Regions from separate parts of the Homo sapiens genome. Here all the other regions are linked to region 3. The links are chromatin contacts, found by Hi-C or POLR2A ChIA-PET in ENCODE. All regions are on one chromosome and are shown on one strand. The core of a region is the stretch at or near the end of the contact, and the rest is flanking DNA. Distances in the headings are between cores, read along the strand shown. Region 1 has its middle 120 kb from the start of IQSEC1. Region 2 overlaps IQSEC1 (IQ motif and Sec7 domain ArfGEF 1). Region 3 has its middle 38 kb from the start of IQSEC1.

Region 1 (4,897 bases), core at 1,659-4,158, 79 kb after region 3:
CCATGGCCCGCTCCTTACTTCCTTCCCTCCCTCCTTCCTTCCTGCCGCCTTTTCTTCCTTCTTCGTACTTTCAGTCCTTCCCCCTTCCTTCCTCTCCTTCCTTCCTCCTTTCTATCCCTCTTACTTTCTGCCCATCCATCCTTCTGCCCACTATGCATGTATCCACCCATCCACCCACACACCTGTCCAACCATTCATCGTCCTACCTCACAAACCCCTACTGAGTATCTACTATGGGTTAGGCACTATACTAAATGGAGATGCACCAAGCCCCTCAAGGAGCTTGCAGTCTAGCTGGATAGACAGTCTTGTACACAGATCACCTTTCCCACAGCACGGCTGATGCCATGATACAGATGGAAGCAGAGGAGGCAGCAGGGCCACAAAGGAGGGGTTGGCACTCCCAGGACCTAGCCCAGCAAAAGCCCTCAGCACAGCCCTAATTCTGATGAATGAGTTTGCTTAACTTGTTTTGAATGTGTTTTGAATATGACTTTAATATGAAGCCTATCATGGAATACAAATTTTTGAATTAATCTGAATATATTTACATATATTTTATTTAACTTGTTTATTGTCCCTCTCTCCCACTGGTATGGGGTTTCCATGAAAGCAGTGACTGCTCCTGTCTAGTTCACTGCTGTATCCCAGGACCTAGGGTGCTGGCCAGCACACAGTAGGTGCTCAATAAACATTTATACACTAAATAATAAACTTCTCTTCTGGGTCCTGACTATCTTAGTCCATTCATGCTGCTATAAAAATACCAGGGACTGGGTAGCTTATAAACAACAGAAACTGATTTTTCACAGTTCTGGGGGCTGGGAAGTCCAAGATCAAGGTGCCGCAGGCTCGGTGTCTGCTGAGGACCCACCTCCTTATGGAGAGCCACCTGCTCACTCTAACCTCCCATGGCAGAAAGGACAGGAGGCCTCTGTGTAACCTCTTTTATAAGGACACTAATCCTACTGAGGTGGTCTCCACCCAAGACCTGATCACCCCCCAGAGGCCCCATTTCCTGATATCATCACCTTGGGGGTGAGGATTTTGACACATGGATTCTGGGGGACACAGACATTCAGACCACTGACCTGCCTGGGCCTCCCATCTCCAGCCATTCTGTTTGCCTCAGAAGTTGCCAGCCACGCCTGGCCTGTGCATCTGCCTTTAGACCTCTGGTAGGACCTGAAACTGAGACTGCTTCTAGTTGTCCCTCCTTTCATGCCCTGTTGTGGGCATCTGTGGGCTTATCCTACCCCATTCCTATTCTCTGTCTTCTGAGAACTGTCTCCTGACCATTTTCCTCCAGGAACCACCTCCTGCTCATGCCCACCTCAAGGTTCACATGGAGCACAGCACCCTCCTCCACTCCAAGACAGCATGTGATCCCAGACCAGCTATCAGAGCCCTGCACTCCAAGCCACTGTGACCACTGCAGGGAGGATCACGGTAAGAGTCATAGTCAACATCAGATATGTGCCAGGCACTGTTGTATGAACTTTTCACTCATTAACTCTTTTAACCCTTACAACAAAGCCCAACAATATAGATGTGCTACTATAATCCTCATTTTACAGATGGGGAAACCAAGGCCCAGAAAGGTTAGGTGACTTATCCAAAGTCACACAGCTCTTACGAGGCAAACCCAGCTTTGAACCATGCTCACTGGCTCCAAAGTTCATGCTCTAAACTACCATGTGGGCAAAAGGCAAAGCCACACAAGTGAGAGTCAGTCTCCAGACTTGAGCTCAACCTACCGAGCTAGAAGTCCTCTTTCACCGCAGGCCTGGAGCTGTCAGACCACTGCAAGCCAAGAGGCTCCACAGGAAAAAGCCAACTAGAGGGAAGCAGAGCTGAGAGAGGGAAAGAGACAGAGCCAGGGTTGCAGCCCTTGGATCCAGCCATGCCTGAAGGTTGACCTGGATTGTTTGTTTTCATGGGCCCCAAATTCCTTCACCAGGATTTGAGTGGGCCCTTAAGTCCATTTTTGTTGGGATTGTTTCCACTCACTTCAAGCCTGGGACCCACACCTGGCAGCACCCCCTCAGGAGGAGTTTAGACTTTGAATCTTGGCCTCTGCCCAGTCTCTCTCACCTGTGTCCCAAATCTTTCCACCTGTCAGCCCAGGCTTCTCAGGGCAGGGCCAGAAGAGATGAGCAGCCCCTCCTATCAACAGGTAGGTTGGGAGAGCTGTGCTCTGTGACCCCACACTGCCAGGAAGGAACTTTGCAGCCACAGGCTCCCCACACTGCCAGCATCCTTCCTGTGCCCATGACATTGGCTCCCTCTGGGCTAAGGACCTCTGACCCAGTTTCTTCTGCAGCCCTACAGCATAGCCCTGGTTTGGGAACTGGTTACCAGCCCAGGGAATGCTGACCCAGCCCTGGGGTGAACCCCAATCCCCATTCATCCCCAGCTGACGGTTGAGGTCCTGCTCCAAGCTAATAAGCCAACACCTGCCCTCCTCCCCAGATGCCCTGGGCAGCAGGGTTCTGAGGCCTTGACCCTCCACACCTGCCTGCCAGGACCCTCCTCCTGACTACATCTCTCATTCCATTCTTCTCCTTTGCCAGAACAAGTCCTCCAAAGACTTCCCCAGAGGCAACCCCACAAGCTTCTCCCCTGCACCCACTACAAGTGACAGCAGAACATAAGTCTCAGAGGAAAACTGAACTGCATTCCCTTCTTACTGGCATGTGCAGCTGGCCCAGTGCCCCCAGCCCTGATCACGAGGCTTGCCCAGCACCAGCTCCACCCCTGAGCTTCCTGCCTCGCCACTCTACCCTGCTGTTCCCTCTGCCTGCAAGGCTCTTCCCCCAGGTCCTCCTGTTCCCCCAGGTCTCAGCTCAAAGGCCACCACCTCAGTGGGCCTTCCCTGAGACCCATGTGAGCTGTCCCCACACCCCAGCTGATCTCTGCTCATCTGTGACTCATCTAGGCCAGTTGCTGGGGCCCTCATCCTGTTGCTGACATGCAATCCTTTCATGTCAGTTCCTTCCTCCCTGACCCTCCCAGAGCCGTCATGCCTGGAGAGCCAGCTCTGAAGCTGCCCAAGCAGCTCATGGCCCCACCGCCCTGACCACCTGGGTCTGGTACCTGCCACAGCTGCCTAAATAGAGTTCCAGCAGTTTCCCAGACTCTCACCTCAGTGCAAACTGGACTCCAGTGTCCAAGGTTCTTATCTTCCTGCCTGAACAGCCTGTCTGGGTCCAAGAACCCTCCCCCCAACCCCAGACCACAGCCTGCAGGAAGGAACCCCAAGGCACTGAGGGGAAAAGCCATTTCCACTTCCAGTTCTGGTCCAGACCCTCTTAGGCGGCGGATGCTCCATGAGTGCGAGTGGGGCCCGGCTCCTGGCTCACGCCCGAAATCCCAACACTTTGGGAGGCCAAGGTGGGAGGATCTCCTGATCCCAGGGGTTCGAGACTGGGTTGAGAGCAAAACCTCATCTCTATACAAAATAAAATAAAAAAAATTAGCCAGGCATGGTCCCAGCTACTCGGGAAGCTGAGATGGGAGAATCTCCTGAGCCCAGGAGGTCAAGGCTGCAGTGAGTTGTGATTGTGCCACTGTACTCCAGCCTGGGTGACAGAGCAAGACCCTGTCTCAAAAAAAAAAAACAGATAAAGTGTGGCCTTGACCTCCCTGTAACACAAACTACTCTTCCTCCTACCAGCCATGGCAGTGTCTACGAAGGATGGAATGACACTGTCTGATCATTCATGCCATTGTTGTTTTAGTAGCCAGAGAATACAGGCTTTTCATGGACTACAGCAAAAATAAGCCATTCTTTTCTAAATTGTCTACATACATAAACACTGTAAGTTGCTTGAGAGTAAGCCGTAAGTTAAAGGAGAGTACAGGTAAATACACTGAAAGGAGAAAAGTCCCAGAGCAGTCCCCAAATGGGAGGAGGGCTCTCTCCCTACCCCTCTGCCTCACTAAATCCCTGACTCCAGGCCCCTGACACAGACATTTCCAGCCCCTTCTCTACTGTACCCTAGTGCAGGCCCAGGAGGGCGACAGCAAACTGATGCCTCCGACAGCACCCCTCCTCCTGCCCCCAACACACCCCTTGCCATGGCCGTCCTGTGGGCAGGACATACCCCGGTTCAGCATAACCTAATTCTATCTTCAGGCCACAGAAGAATGCCTGTCACCCCATGTTTTACATTCAGCCGTGGATCCTCCCTCGATTTGACACTAAGACGTGGGGCTTCAGGTTGGCCTGGACACAGAAGCCTGACAGTCTGTGCCTGGTGCTCCCTGGCACCACTAAACTCATCTTTCTGCATCCTCGCTGGGCTGTCCGCCCGATTCCTCACAGACTGCAACCCAGACCTCTCCAGAGCTGGGCACAGGCTGGGCATCTTCCTCATGCTGCCATAGCTATCTTCGTCGTATTCACTTATTTTGTTTTCTGTGAACCCCAGGGAAAACCACAGCCGTGTTTCGGGCACTGCCTCCACCAGGACTCGTGAGCACATGTGTATTTCCAGCCTGCAGCTCCCAGTCCCCACACCCAGCTAATTTTTTTTTTTTTTTTTTTTTTTTTTTTTTTGTATTTTTAGTAGAGACAGGGTTTTGCCATGTTGCCGAGGCTGGCCTCGAACTCCTGGCCTCAAGTGATCCACCTGCCTCTGCCTCTCAAAGTGCTGGGATTACAGGCAATTACAGTTTGCATGTGGCCCAAAACTGGTTTTTTATCTTTTTATTCTTATTTCTTAGATAAGAAAGAAACTTTTAAAGACATGTCCTGGGTTGTCTTTTGGGGTAAATTTCTCAGCACTAGCTTTAAAGCTACTATGTCCTCTTTGATAATTTCCTTCGCTTGACCATCTGTGGAGGTTTTGCAGTCCTTCTTTCCATGACAGTGTTCTTACTTTGTAGCCTGGCT
Region 2 (4,387 bases), core at 637-3,136, 110 kb before region 3:
GAGTAGGCACTGTGGAGGGGAGGGCTGAAGGAGGGCCAGTTGGTGGGCACAGCCCCAGGCTTGCAATAAACACAACTTCCATGAACTGGTACCCACTTTGTGTCAGAGAGCACTGTGCCAGATACTTTATCCAAACTATCTCTATTCCTGCAGATTCTTTGAGATGGGTGGTGTGCCCTCCATTTTACAGGTGAGAAAACAGAGGCTCAGGAATGGGGAGTGACTTACCCAAGTGAGTCTTTTTTTTTTTTTTTTTTTTGAGACAGAGGCGTGTGCTGTCACTCAGGCTGGAGTACAGTGGCTCGACTTTGGCTCCCTGCAACCTCTACCTCCTGGGTTCAAGCAATTCTCCTGCCTCAGGCCTCCCAAGTAGCTGGGATTACAGGTGCTTGCCACAATGCCCAGCTTTTTTTTTAAATTTTTTTATTTTTAGTAGAGATGGGGTTTCACCATGTTGGCCAGGCTGGTCTCGAACTCCTGGCCTCAAGTGATCCGCCCACCTCAGTCTCCCAAAGTGTTGGGATTACAGGCATGAGCCACCATGCCCGATCCTAAGTGAGTTCTTATCATTACCCCACACTGCCTGTGCTGGCTTGTGGGCACTTGATAGATGCATGAGGTTGGACATTTCATGTTCCCTATCTGGAACTCTGCTCTCCCGTCTGAGAAATGGCTCTATATTAGGGGTTTCTCAAACTTAAGAACTGATGGGCCTCTAAGAATACAGTTCCCAAGCTCCATCAGGCCCCACCTTTTAGAAACACTGCATCCAGTGGTAAACGCTGCTACACTGGAAGGTCCTGTGATGACCACATGTTCATAAAGAAAAGGCAGCCACGAACATCAGGGAGCAGAGCTCAGTTGGTAGAGGGTCGTCCAGATGACCTGCAGCATGCTTTTGTTAAAATGGGGGAGGAGTTTTCGTCTTCACGAAAATGATGTTTAAAAATGTATTGTCTTGGCCTTAGCTGGAGTGGTCAAAAATAATAATAAATATTGTCAAATGATTTTTTACAAGGTGCCAAGACAATTCATTGGAAACAATCATTTCTTTAACAAGTAGTGCTGGCCGAGCGCGATGGCTCACGCCTGTAATCCCAGCACTTTGGGAGGCTGAGGCGGGCGGATCACCTGAGGTCAGGAGTTCCAGACCAGTCTGGCCAACAAGGTGAAAACCCATCTCTACTAAAAATACAAAAATCAGCCAGGCGTGGTGGTGTGCACCTGTAATCTCAGCTACTCCAGAGGCTGAGGCAGGAGAATCACTTGAACCCGGAGGCAGGGTGGGGGGTGGCAGAGGTTGCAGTGAGCTGAGATCTAGGCACTGTGCTCTAGCCTGGGTGACAGAACAAGACTCCATCTGGAAACAAACAAACAAACAACAACAACAAAAAACAAGTAGTGCTGAGACAACTGGCTATTTATACACAAAAGGATACATTTGGGCCCATGCTTCCCACCATACACAAAAATTAACTCAAATTAATCAAAGACCTAAATGAAAGAGTTAAAACTATAAAAATCTTAGACAAAAACATAAGAAGAAATCTTTGTGACCTTGGGTTATACAATGATTTCTTAGATACAACACCAAAAGCATAAGCAAGAGAATTACAAATTCATAAATTGGACTTCATGAAAATTAAAAACTTTTGCACTTCAAAAGACACCATCAAGAAAGTAAAAAGATAAGGCCCTGCATAGGCTCATGCCTGTAATCTCAGCACTTTGGGAGGCAGAGGCAGAAGGATTGCCTGAGCCCAGGAGTTCGAGACTGTAGGGAGCCATGATCATGCCATTGTATTCCAGCCTGGGTGAGTGAGTGAGACCTGATCTCCAAAAAAAAAAAAAAAAAGGAACTGAGAAACTGAGAAAATTATATAACTGATACTGGAACCTGTATGTAGAGTATGCAAATAACTCATGACTCAATAACAAGGAGACAATACAATTTTTAAATGGGCAAAAGGTTTGAATACACATTTCATCAAAGGAGACATATGAATGGCCAATAAGCACATGAAAAGATGTTCCACATCAAAGAAATGCAAATCAAAACCACAATGAGATATGACTTCCCACCCACTAGGACAGCTAGAAGCAAAAAGCCAGACAATAACAAATGTGGGACAGGATGTGGAGAAATGGAAACCCTCACACACCACTGGTGGGAACAAAAAGATGCAGCCACTTTGGAAAACAGTTTGGCCATTTCTAAAAAGTTAAACAGAGAGTTACTATGTGACCCAGCAATTCCACTTCTAGGTATCTACTAAAGAGAAATGAAAACATATGTCCACATCAAATCTTGTATGCAAATATCCATAGTAGTAGTATTTACAATAGCCAAAAAGTGGAAATGACCCACATGTCCATCAACCGGGGAATGGATAAACTAACTACAGTGTATCCATACAATGGAATGTTATTATTCAGCAGTAAAAAGGAATGAAAGACCAGGCGCAGTGGCTCATGCCCAACATTTTGGGAGGCTGAGGCGGGAGTGTCACATGAGGCCAGGAGTTCAAGAACAGCCTGGGCAACAAAGTGAGACCCCTGTCTCTACCAAAAAAAAAAAAAAAAAAAAAAAGGAATGAAGTACTGATACATTCTATTCTATAACATGGATGAACCTTGAAAAACTTCACGCTAAGTGAATAAAGCTAGACACAAAAGGACACGTGTTGTATGATTCCAAAAGGATATGAAATGCTCAGAAAGACATATCTACAGAGACAAAAAGTGGTTGTTGAGGACTTGGGATGGCACAAGGGACTGAGGGAAAATGGGTATGTGGTTTATTTTCAGGGCCATGGAAACGATTAAAAATAAAATTGTGATGGTTACAGGATTCTGTAAATATAGTAATAATAACCGAATTGTACACTTAAAATGAGTGAATTTCATAGAGTAAAGTATCCCTCAATAAAGCTTTAAGAAAACACGTGATGACTAAATGAAACATAAGATCCTAGGTTGGGAGGAAAGCTTGGTAAAAAGGACATTACTGGGACAACAGGCGAAATGTGACTTTTAAGTTAGTTGTATTTTAGATCCTAGTATCATGTCCATGTTAAACTTCCTGAATTTGACTAATGGACCATGGTTATGTAAGAGAATGTCCTTGTTCTTAGTAATTATGTACTGGAGCAGTATTTAGGGGTGAAAGTTACATATGGCATGTTTGCAGTGACATCTCAAATGCTTCTAAGGGAAAAATCGGTTTTTAAGAGAAAGCAAAATTTGGTGGAATGTTATTAGTGATGAGTCTGGGTGAATGGTACACGGGAGAATTTTGTTTTGTATTATTGTTGTAACTCTTCTTTAAGATTGAAATCACTTCAAAATAACTTACAACTCTTAAAGAATCCACACATTTAAAAAATTATTGTTGGGACCTTGAATAAATCTATAGACCCTGAATGGAGAAAAAGCCCTGAGCTAGTTGTGAACAGAGTTCCTAGAGAGGGTGCCCCTGCTCATCATGTCTGTTGCACCCCAAAGAGAAGACAAAGACACAGCCAGAGGGTAGGGTGAGAGCATGTGTCTGTATATGCCATAGCTTGCATTCATTCAGTCATTTACCCAACAAATATTTCCTGGGTGCCATCATGTGCAAGGGTAATCAGCTGTGAAGCAGAGATGATCAAATCCCTGCCCTCAGGTGTTGAGATGCAGCTGGGGGCCGGGGGAGCGCTCTGCAGGAGGGGGAAGCCGATGTGGAAACCCCTCAGCTACACCCAGGCCCCAGCCTCCCACCAGATCTGGAGCCTTGGAGGGCAGGGATTTGTGTCTGAATCACCTCTGTGCACTCTCCCCGCCTCCCTCCTCCCTCTCCTTGGATTATAAGGAAGTCAAACTGTCTCCACACAGCAAAGAGCTTTTGACCGCTGGGGCCCACAGGCTTCGAAAGGCCCAGAGCAGGGACAGGGCATCTATGCAGGGCCACTTTCCACCAGCAAAGCTCAGAACGGAATCAGCAAGAGTAGGTGGGAGGGAGGGTGGCTGGGGGCTGTCCAGGTGAGGGGCTGCAGGGATGGAGGGAAGCATTATCAAGGGGGGAGGCTAATTCACCTCCCACCAAAAACCCAGCATCGGGCCAGCCACAGTGCTGGCCACGCAAATATCCACGAGGTAGCCTCCACCTCCACCAGTAAGCCCTTGACTCCTGGGAGCTGCTCAGGGACTCCAGCTCCTGGAGGTTACACGGATTCCCAAGCTGGGAACCCCTGAATTATTTTAGGGGATCTCTCATCCCGTATGTGCAGCCAACACTGCTGGTAGACCAAACAAATACTATGTTTCACACGTGAACATCTTTCAAACCAAAATAGAAGCTGCTTTGATAAATAAAATTCACAGACTCCAAAGTTATCTAAAAATTGGT
Region 3 (4,512 bases), core at 30-2,529:
CACCTGCCCCCAGAGGCTGTGATATTTGTCCCCACCCAAATCTCATGTTGAAATGTCATCCCCAATGCTGGAGGTGGGGCCTGCTGGGTGGTGTTTGGGTCATACGGGTGGATCCCTCATGCTTGATGCTGTCTTCCTGATAGTGAGTTCTGGCAAGATCCGGTCATTTAGAGGTGTGTGACCCTCCTCTCTCTCTCCTGCTCCCCTCTCCTCCCCTGCCCTTTCTCTTCCTTCACCTTCCACCATGAGTGGAAGCTCCCTGAGGCCTCCCTAGAAGCTGAGCAGATGCCACCATGCTTCCCGTATAGCCTGCAGAACCATGAGCTGATTAAACCTTTTTTTTTTTTTAAATAAATTACCCAGTCTCAGGAATTTCTTTATAGCGGTGCAAGAATGGCCTAATACAGGCTGTTACAAGGGATAAATTCTTTTTTTTTTTTTTTTTTGAGACGGAGTCTAGCTGTCGCTCAGGCTTGAGTGCAGTGGCGTGATCTCGGCTCACTGTAACCTCCACCTCCCAGGTTCAAGCGATTCTCCTGCCTCAGCCTCCCCAGTAGCTGAGATTACAGATGGGCACCACCACACCCGGCTAGTTTTTGTATTTTTAGTAGAGAGAAGGTTTCCCATGTTGGCCAGGCTGGTCTCGAACTCCTGACCTCAGGCAATCTGCCTGCCTTGGCCCCCCAAAGTGCTGGGATTACAGGCGTGAGCCACGGTACCCGGCTGGATTAAATTCGTTTTTGTTTATGAAGTGCTTAGAATGGTGCCGGGCATATAGGAGGTGTTATAGCAGTATTAGGCTATCATTTTTATTTTCCGTAGGCCTGAAACATTTTGTAGTTAAAGAAACCCGGCCGGGCGCGGTGGCTCACACCTGAAATCCCAGCACTTTGGGAGGCCAAGGCGGGAGGATCACGAGGTCAGGAGATCGAGACCACCTTAGCCAACATGGTGAAATCCCGTCTCTACTAAAAATACAAAGATTAGCTAGGCGTGGTGGTGCATGCCTGTAATCCCAACTACTTGGGAGGCTGAGGCAGGAGAATCGTTTGAACCCGGGAGGCCGAGGTTGCAGCGAGCCGAGATCGCGCCATTGCACTCCAGCCTGGCAACAGAGCGAGACTTCGTTTCAACCAAACTGTCCTGACTCTGTCTTCCACAGGCCTGATTCTGCACACCCACCACACCCCTTACCACCTGAGCCTGACATCTCACTCTGGCCTTCTTGAACACAAAAGCCCTGCCTGCTACCTTGGGGACACAGGGGCTTTCCAGGCTGCTGAGCATCTGCAAGAGCCAGCTTCCCCAGCCTCAGCCGCCTGAGATTTATGCTCTGCACTTCCTGTCACGGGTGTGGAGATTTACACTGGGTGAGTCGGGACACCAATTAAAGGGCCGAAGTAAATGAACCCTGTCTTAAAGAGCTTACCCAGGAAACAGACAGCCAGCTCAGCAGTAAACAATGACGATGCCTGGGGGGAATTACCGCACCAGCTGTCACCCCCATAAGAAAAAACAGGGTGGTTGGAGGAGCATGAAGATGAGAGTTCAGAAAGTGGGTGAGAAACTAAGAGGAACGGCCAGGGCCCCTGCCACCCAGCAAAGTGCGCCAGAGAGTGCTCATGCCCACTGCCCCAGCACAGCTCCTGCCCTGCAGAGGCTGGAGAGCAAAACACTGCATTTCCCAGGTACCATACAGCTGAGTCTGGGAGGAGAGTTCTGTCCTGACTTACGTTTTCTGATCCTCAGCCCACCTCCCCAGTGTGCCCAGGGCTCACCACACCCCACTAGCTTGGCTCCTTCCTGCTTCTCATTAGAGAGAGCTGTAATGCCTAAGTGAGGTGAGGCTACTGCTCTGCTACCTTGGCAGCCTCGTGGGTGGTGAGGGGCTGCTGGTGGCTTTCTCATCCTTAGACTGACAGCCTCCTGACCCCACCTTCCTGATGGGGCCGAGGCTGCAGCTCGCTGGCCAGGCCAGTTCTGCAGGGCTATTCTGGGATTGTTCCTGGAGGCCCTCCAAGAGTCTGTACCTGCAAACTTCCCACTGCGGGTAAGCACCTGACCCCTGGGCTAAACTCCTTCTAATTGAGAGCTGAGTGTTAGGGACTGAATGTTTGTGTTCCTTTAGAATTCATATGCTGAAGCCCTAACCCCCAATGTGACAGTATTTGGGGGTGGGGCCTTTGGGAGGTGATTACGCTGAGATGAGGTCATGGGAGTAGAGTCCCCATGATGATATCAGTGTCCTCATAAGAAGAAAAAGAGGCATCAAACTTCCCTCTCTCTGCCATGTGAGGACACAGCGAGAAGGCAGCCGTCTGTGAACCAGGAAAAAGGCACTCGCCAGGAACCCAATCCACCAGCAACCTGACCTTGATCTTGGACTTTCAGCCTCCAGAACTGAGAAATATATTCCCGTAGTTTAAGCCCCCACAAGTCTCCAGTAGATTATTATAGGACTCCCAGCAGACTAATACACTGGGTGATTTTGTTTTCTACAGCATCCCCTGCCATTGCCCTGGACAGCCCTCCCATCTCCTCTCCTTGCCCCAGCCCCTGCACCCTCATTGCTGTTCCCTGCACTTGCCCGCTTTGCACACGCTGTTCCCCTGGTGGGCTGCCCTGCCTTCCATCTCCCAGCTGGACTCCTACTCAGCCTCCAAGGCACCTGAACTGTCACCTCCCCTGGAGCCATTCCTGACATCTGTAACCCTAATGCAAACACACAGAGGGAGTTAGCGGCTTCCTCCTGGCCCCTGCTCTAAGTTCAACATTCACCACGGCAGGTGCCTGGAAGGACTCCCATGCTGGAGCTCTGCAGTGGACAGGGCAGCAAGCGCGGAGGTCACTAGCCAGCCCAGCCAAACCAGCTGGGTGACCTTGGGCAATTCCCCGACCTCTCCCTCTGAAAAGGGAGGCAAGACTGGTAACACCTGCCAACAGTCCGGAAGAGTCCCCGGCACATGTGCAGTGCTGCATGGGAGGTGGCGCTCACTCTCAGTGAGAGGGACTGACAACCAATCAACAAAGAGACGTCCGGAAAAAGCTCTGCCCAGCCCTGAGAGCCAGGAAGAGGACAGTCTGTCTAGGGTGGTCAGGGAGGGCTTCCCAGGGAGGGCACTGCGTGCTGGCCCCCAGGCACCTCTGAGCACCTGCCATGGTGGATGCGGCAGGAGCCTCGCACAGACAGTGGGCCAGGTGGTCCCGCAGCAGAGTGTGGGCTGCAGGGCCAGGGAGCTGCCTGCTGGCCTGCAGCTTTGGGTACGGGGGCGAGCAGGCCCACCTGCCCCTATGCCCCTCCCCTGACCTGGCCACACAGGCCTGACCACAGGGCCCAGGTGACACACGGAGGAGGAAGCCTGAATGACTCTGGAGGCTCCCACGAGTGGAAGCCACCACTGAGGTTCACGTCGTCACTGAGGCCAGGCCAGGGAGAGCCTGGTGAGACATGAGACAATGCTGTCACATGAATCAGTTCTGAATGTGCCAAATTTCATTCTGCTGTGATTAAAAAGCGGCTGGCGCATCATAAACTCACTGTGAGCATCAGTCACCGGGTCGCAAGCAGACACGCCTAGAGCTGCTCTGGGAGCTGCTGCTCTTTCCAGGCTCCTGCTGCATGCCTGGTGTGGCAGGTGTGGGCTGCCACTAGCTGCCTTACAGTGAGGAGACAGAAGCCCAGAGAGGGCAAGTAATCAGCTGAGGTCACACAGCTTGGGGGAAGCAGAGAGAGGGATGTGAATCTTGGTCGGCTGCCCCTTTGCCTTGGTCTGGGGGAGGCAAAAAAAAGTGCTAGTCAGGAAGGGCTGATTGATGCTGAAGCTGGGGACCAGGGTGGGTTCAATATGGAAGAGGCAGCAGGTAAACACATAGGCCCTGAGGCCAATCTGCTCACCCCTTACTGCTGTGTGATATTGGCCAGCCCCTTGACCTCTCTGGGCCTCAGCCTGTGCATCTGTGAAGTGGGGATGACGCTTGCCCACCCAGGGTGCTGTGTGAAGATGAGGGAAGTTGCAGCAGTGCAGCACCTAGAGGAGAGCTTGGCACACAGCAAGAAGCCTGCACCTGCCGCCCCTCAGGACTGTTTCCTGGGGTGGGCACTGCCCTGGGCATAGGGAGGTGGGGCGCGGAGAGAAGACGAGGCCTCCACCCTCTGGGAGGGGAGGAGAAGTGCATGCGGCGGTGGGAATGTGAGGCAGTGGTGATGGTGTGAGGGGCCAAGAGCCTCCTACACTGTCGAGAACGGTCACCAGGGCAGCCCCCAGCGTGGGCCGCATGGCAGGGGCTACTCAAACGACAGGAGTGTGCCCGCACTCTGGCCAGGCCATCCCGTCTTGGTGGCTACAACACGGAACTGTTCACACGTGTGCCTAGCTGTTGGTGAAAGCGAAACAGTGGAAGCACCCCGATGGCCATCCATGGCGGACTGGCTAAAATGTGCTACAGTGCCTTTGCTAAGTTGCAGGTCACCAAATGACTCATGTCAAAACGTGCTGGGAGCACAGAGCCAAC

The links. Hi-C counts contacts between places; a loop is a spot of excess contacts on that map. ChIA-PET counts read pairs that join two places held with the same protein, here RNA polymerase II (POLR2A). Pooled maps may share reads with other maps.
Region 1: a loop to region 3 is called in a map with no recorded cell type, with 2.1 times the contacts of the local background. The contact joins two enhancer-like sites. A Hi-C loop is called at or near these places in 2 of 168 maps with a recorded cell type or tissue (PC-3 and posterior vena cava), 1 of 37 single-sample maps with no recorded cell type and 2 of 50 pooled maps. POLR2A ChIA-PET finds 5 or more read pairs at or near these places in 2 of 52 experiments (H1 and HepG2).
Region 2: a loop to region 3 is called in a pooled map, with 3 times the contacts of the local background. The contact joins two enhancer-like sites. A Hi-C loop is called at or near these places in 4 of 50 pooled maps. POLR2A ChIA-PET finds 5 or more read pairs at or near these places in 4 of 52 experiments (GM12878, activated B cell, activated CD4-positive, alpha-beta T cell and 1 more).

Annotation. Positions count from the first base shown.
Region 1 is chr3:13,186,948-13,191,844 of GRCh38, forward strand. It overlaps a transcript of IQSEC1 not described here. Among named protein-coding and RNA genes, the nearest start is that of IQSEC1, 120 kb to the left of the region's middle. Within about 2 kb of position 2,909, at least 4 of the 41 ENCODE cell types and tissues checked have a DNase peak (open chromatin) inside an H3K27ac peak, as active enhancers do; they include PC-3, where a contact is called at or near this core.
Region 2 is chr3:13,000,710-13,005,096 of GRCh38, forward strand. The region is part of intron 1 of IQSEC1 (IQ motif and Sec7 domain ArfGEF 1); the gene reads right to left. Among named protein-coding and RNA genes, the nearest start is that of IQSEC1, 71 kb to the right of the region's middle. RefSeq lists a silencer at 520-814. Within about 2 kb of position 1,887, at least 6 of the 41 ENCODE cell types and tissues checked have a DNase peak (open chromatin) inside an H3K27ac peak, as active enhancers do.
Region 3 is chr3:13,109,457-13,113,968 of GRCh38, forward strand. It overlaps a transcript of IQSEC1 not described here. Among named protein-coding and RNA genes, the nearest start is that of IQSEC1, 38 kb to the left of the region's middle. RefSeq lists an enhancer at 1,177-1,516. Within about 2 kb of position 1,280, at least 9 of the 41 ENCODE cell types and tissues checked have a DNase peak (open chromatin) inside an H3K27ac peak, as active enhancers do; they include PC-3, where a contact is called at or near this core.